Linked DNA regions of Mus musculus: region 1 is linked to region 2. A link is a loop called in an ENCODE intact Hi-C map of the cell type or tissue named here. Cell type or tissue: heart. All regions are shown on one strand. Each heading gives the region's core, and the rest is flanking DNA. Links, peaks and the distances in the headings are about the cores only. Region 1 has its middle 14 kb from the start of A530065N20Rik. Region 2 overlaps A530065N20Rik (RIKEN cDNA A530046M15 gene).

The links. Peaks named below come from ENCODE experiments on the same cell type or tissue, not always from the same donor. Only the 100,000 strongest peaks of a DNase experiment are listed, where the experiment ranks them.
Region 1: it touches region 2 in a loop (2.3-fold over the local background); 5 of 42 quality-filtered maps call a loop at or near these places.

Annotation. Positions count from the first base shown.
Region 1 is chr13:60,014,586-60,017,396 of GRCm38, forward strand. No RefSeq gene overlaps it. Among named protein-coding and RNA genes, the nearest start is that of A530065N20Rik, 14 kb to the right of the region's middle. In heart, for the core only: no CTCF peak of the experiment used is centred there; DNase peaks (open chromatin) are centred at 1,376 and 1,476.
Region 2 is chr13:60,068,095-60,070,905 of GRCm38, forward strand. All of the region lies in intron 1 of A530065N20Rik (RIKEN cDNA A530046M15 gene), which reads left to right. Among named protein-coding and RNA genes, the nearest start is that of Gm35193, 25 kb to the left of the region's middle. In heart, for the core only: no CTCF peak of the experiment used is centred there; a DNase peak (open chromatin) is centred at 1,437.

The DNA of each region.
Region 1 (2,811 bases), core at 232-2,731, 54 kb before region 2:
TCACTCAAAAATATGATTGCTACCTGAAACCCCAGCCCCTATCCTTGTTTTCTCTTCATACTCACGTACCCTGCTAAGTCTAGCTTCTCAATTAACTTTGCAAGTTTCCCTTCAATCTGTGTTGCCAGTTGCTTAATAAAGACACCTGGTTCCCCTTGCCTGCTAGCCCCGGAGTCTCTACATTACAGCAACAATGACTATCCTCAAGCAACAAGACTCAGACCTCCATTCTTTCTGCCTTTTAGACGTTCTCTGCTCTGGTTCCAGAAAACCATGGTGGCTCAGACCTTTGTTACACTCTGGGCCTCTGTGACATGACGTACTATTTCCTCAAATTTTCTTCCAGGTTCTCTCTGTCAACCTTGCTATGTACTCACCAACTGATCAAGCTCAAATACCCTAGCCTCTGTGAAGCCCGCCTCCCAGTCTTCCTTTATCCATCAAGCTACTTATTACGCTTGTCTTGGACACCACAACATCCATGTGGCACTGCTTGAGAATTTAGCACGTGGTGGCGGGATTTTAGTGTCTGCCCTTTCGTTATTGCCTACATCTTATTCAGATTTAGGTCCCTGTAGCCTTGACGGACAGGTTACATAACTCCTTTCAGCTTCGTTTTCCGTTCATTTAGAGAGGCTACAAGACTGTCAAAGAGCTAAATATGATGAATCATAGCATACATTGCCTGGAATGTGGCAGCTCCAATAGACAGTAAACTGATACTATTATCTACTAGCATAACATTGGTGCAGAGAGGCACTGTCTTCTCGAACATACCTTCAGAGGGAAGGCTTCTATGCTCTGGGTTTGAAGGGATAGATTTTGAGGGGGGAGTGTAGCTGTTGGCATCAGATACTCAAGGGAGCAATTCACCACAGGGCTGGTGGCTTTCCTGGAGAGAAGACAACTTTGATTGGAACCTAGCCTCAAGTTGCTTGGGTGATGTGGACAGGTACATGGAAATCGACTGGCTTTTATTTTAGTCAAGTGAAGACAGATAAGAAGTGGACAGGAGTCAAGAGAAATCTATTTCTGTGAACGTCCTTTATAAATGTGTATTAACCTTTTGCGTGATCTAGTCTTAGGTAGTTCAACACCCACCCCTATAACAGGGAGAGAAAGCAGACTTTTATTTTGGCGTGAGCACAGAATCCCAGGTGCAGTCTCCTTTCTGGTGTGAAACAGACCCATAGTCTCTTGGAGTTCAGCAGAAAGTGATGTCAGCATGCACAGAGATTTGGGAGAAAACAAACCAATGTAAGGTCCTGCGCTGGGAAATACTGTTCCATTTCCTTCTGAAAGGAGCTCTCAGTGGTTCTGGAAAACCATCTGGAGAGATCCACTCCTCCCCCTTGGCTTTCGTGCTCCAATGCTCCTGATTAAAAGGGGGAAGGGGGAAAACATGGTGTGTGTTATCCTCATAGGCAGCCAGCACGCTGTAACCCATGGAGGGTTCTCCTGGATTGTTTTAAGAGCACTTTGCAGAGGCAGTCAAATGAAAGGCATGTGTTTCTTCATCAGGGAGACCTTCTCTTGGGGATATTTTATTTGCAGTTCTCTAAAGAGGCAAAGTCTCCACGCTTTTAATCTTCTGCACAGGAACGTCTAAACATTGGGAAAGCAGCACCAGAAAGCATGACCTCAGTGTCTCCGAAATCCTGCTAAGTCTGGAAACTTCTCCAGCCTGCTTGACCTTAGCAACTGGACTGTGTTGGATTTTGCCAGCGACAGCAAGTTTCGTTACAGTGTGGACAGTTCACTGAAGTGTTTTTGTCCTTGGGTTGTTTGGTCAGCCTCAGAGGAGCCAAAGCCATGCTGAGAAACTCAGTCTTGAATGTGGAGATGTCCAAATATCTCCTGTGACATCAGAGTCACACGGGCGTTCAAGGGCCATAGTCATTTACTTCTCTGGGAAAGATTTTCTACAAATTAAAAGTGGCTTAACGGGACACATGTCTGCAGTGTTCTTGGTCAAGAGGTGTCAACCCATTGTAAAAATTATGTTTTGACGCCACAGGATAGGTGGAGGAAGACTTCCCAGTTCCTTACGTGGAGGCTTCAGAAGGTTGTGTGTAGATTTAAGAATCAACAGGCACTTTTGGCCTTAGTTTAGGACATAGGAAACAAGGTGAGCTGCTAGGTAGTCAGGTGCAGTGCTCTATGATTCTGTGTGCTCAGAGCGACTACACGTAAAGTCTCAGAGCGCTTGCTATGTCTCCAAGTCTTGAGAAAGTGGAACAGAACTTTCATTTCCTTGTCCTAGTTGGTTTTGTGACTGAGTGGAGCAGTAGAGAAATGTCTGCATCCATTACTGCTTTATAACAAAACAGCCCAGAATGTGGACAATTCAAGCCACAAATAGCTTTCACCTCATGGTTCTTGTGGCTCTGAATTGAGGAGAGACTTAGGTAGGTAGTTCTGCTCAGGATTCTTAGTTGGTGGCAGGTCTCAGTTGGGGCTGGAGGCACCTGAAGGCACAAATGGGGCTAGAGATTCTGCTGACAAGATGGCTCTACTGCACAACTGTTACAGAAGCCCTTTGTTCCTTGCCTCATAAGCCTGTCACCCTGAAGAAATCCTTGACTTTATGGCACAGCAAGTGGCTTCCTCAAGGGTCAACTCTGTGTATGGGTTTGGGTGTGGGTGGGTGGGTGTGTAGGTGGGTCGGTGAGGGGGAGACAGAGCAAGATACCATATATTGGCAGATACCATAAATGTTGAGCCTAATTTTTTGTCCCTTTACAAAGTTTGGAAGTCATATACTGTATTGCTTTTTTATTGTGATGGACATCATGACCAAGGAAACTTTTA
Region 2 (2,811 bases), core at 237-2,736:
TCTTTTCTCCCCACAGGCTGACCTCCTCAGGCATTTTGTCACCTGAACTGAAAGCTGGCTGATGCAGTGACGGCGGTTCTATGACATCCATGGGACATGCTGATCCCTCTTTCTGTCTGTGGGTGCTCAGAGGAGGGTACGATGTGCTGTGCTCTTTAGTTTTACATTTGCTTATGTTGGGAGCCTCCAAACTGTTTTGCACAGTGAACTCATTCATAGGAATTTCAGCCACATTGCAATGTCTTCATTAACCTATAAACCCAAAGGAGTTCAAGTGTACATTTGGCACAGTGAAGAGAGAGCTTACGCTGGTGGCTATTGAGATGACATTGACCCAACCTTTGGAGCCCGTTTCTAGCCTTCATGTGCATATGAAAAACATTTCCTCTCTTCCTAGTCCCAAAGACACCCAACAGAGTGTGGCAGAAGAGGGGCAACTGCTCTGGGAGGTAGAGGGGTGTCATAGAGGGGTGTCATAGTAGGGTTGCCATGGGATCGGGTCACATTTGCTGAGCCTCTTCGTGGGCCATAGTAAGTTTGCATGATGTGGGAAGCAGCCAGGTTGGTCCAACTGAGGAGATGCTTGCAGGTATCTGCAGGCTGTCAACCTGCAGAGTGGATCATCCAAAGGACGTTTCTGCAGGCAGGACTCAGACCTTCAGACCTCCACCTTTGACTTAGAGAGCAGGAGTGTGTGTGTGTGTGTGTGTGTGTGTGTGTGTGTGTGTGAGAGAGAGAGAGAGAGAGAGAGAGAGAGAGAGACTGTGAACTTACATGAAGCTATATGTACTTTGGAACTGAGACACCCCCTCCCCAATTTAAAACATCTCTCAACGAGATGACCCTGCCCAGCTATGTTGTCCATAGCCTTGAGTCCATTTTTTGACATAGTAGAGATAAGGAAGGTATGTGCCAGTCCCAAATGAAAAAAGTCAGGAACAGTGCTACATTAAGGAGGTGGGGGGGGGGTAATACCCCTAAAATCTAGGGGGAAAGTGTAGCGTGAAATTAAAGGCAAACTTGCCTATGATCCTGTTTCCCCATCTGAGCCTGGGAGATAAAAAGTGTAATAAATTCACTCATGTACACTCACTTTAAATATCAGAGCAGATCGGCAGTCTCACTGATGTGTGGTCAGACTTTGAAGTCTATCTGAGCTCCCTGGAATTCGCCCAGCCACTTTCCAGACCATGTAATCCATTGCAGATCCGGCCGCGTTATGCATTCCAGATGGTCACTGTCACTCTTCGTGGGTTCTCTCCCCTCTTTAGGTTACTGGGGTAATTGGGGAATAAGGAACGCATGCCCCAAAGTGAAAAGTGACATACCGTCACTGCCCTGCGTGGGCACCAGAGAGCCAAGAGAGTTAAACACTGTGCCTGGATGGAAGCATGGGGAGAGGGCAAGGAGGGAAAGGCCTCCAGGGTTCAGCTTGCAGCTTGCTAAGCCAGGAGGCTCCAGTGAGCTGGGAGAGCCAGCATTGCCTCAGGTCTGGGAAAGCAGAGCAGAAGCCCTAGCTCTCTTCCTTCTCTGGGTCTTACGGCCAACAAACCATTTCCTTGACTCTCAGATCAAGTGACCCAGTGATTGGGCCTCAGAGTCAGCATAATTATAACTAGAGGGAGCACTGGTTATCTTTACAGCTGGATAAGGGGAAAAGCTTTTACACGTCAGAAACATCCTCTACCTAACCTGTAAGGAGAGTCTAGGAAGCTGGAGAGCTGGGTACATGCTCACTAAGTTGAATTTATCTTTCTGTTTAATTTGAGGAAAAAAAAAGTCTCATGTAGCCCAAGCTGGACTCAAACTTGCTCTGTAGCCGAGGGTGGCCTTGAACTTCTGATCTTCTTGCCTCTACCTCTTGAGTGCTGAGGTTCCAGACAGGTGCTCTGTGGCCTTTTTATTCAGTACTGGGGATCAAATCCGGGGCTTGGTGCATTCTACCAATTGAGCTACACTCTTCCCCAGGCCCGGGCTTGCTTGATTTAATTCATTGTGAAAGGCTGCCAAGTGTCTTTTAACCCTCATGTTTGTGGTGATTGGACTCTCTAGTTCCTCACACAAAGTCAACATATGTGGTTAATAGGCAAAAAAAAAAAATGGTCACCAAAGGGACTGGTTTTTTTTTTTTTTGTATCCCTTCCTCCCCTGCCTGGTCCAGCTTGCCTGATTGAGTTATGTGGTGGCCTGTGTCTGTGACTGAATGTGCCTTTGAGTTACATTGATGTTTGATTCAGATTTATGAATGAAGTGAAATAACAGCACAGTGTGTATGTGAGCATGTGGGTACATGTGCATGTATGTGTACACATGTATACATGTGTGCACATGTATATACATGAATGTAGACCTCAGATAACCTCCTTTCTACCCAAGGAGGCAGTCATTCCAAAAAAATAACACCAGGGCTATGTAAAGTAGATCTCTCCTGCTAATGCTATGTATAGTTTTTCCCTTTTGTTTTTAAAGATTTATTTGCTTTGTGTGTGTGTGTGTGTGTGTGTGTGTGTGTGTGTGTGTGTGTGTATGTGTGTGTATATGCCACATATGTGGAAAAGTCCATAGCAGAGAGTAGACAGCATTGAATCCCATGTGGCCTCTAGAAGAGCAGGCAGCACTCTTACTCTGAAGAGCCAGATCCCTAGTTCTTCGTTGTCTTTTGAGACAAGGTTTCACTATGAAGCCCCGGCTGCACATGAATTCATGATTCCCCTACCCCCACCCCTGTCTTAGCCTTTGGAGGTCTAGAATTACAGACGTCATGTAGTATCATCCTTAGGTGAGAGAGGACATGTGTATGTGAGCATGTGG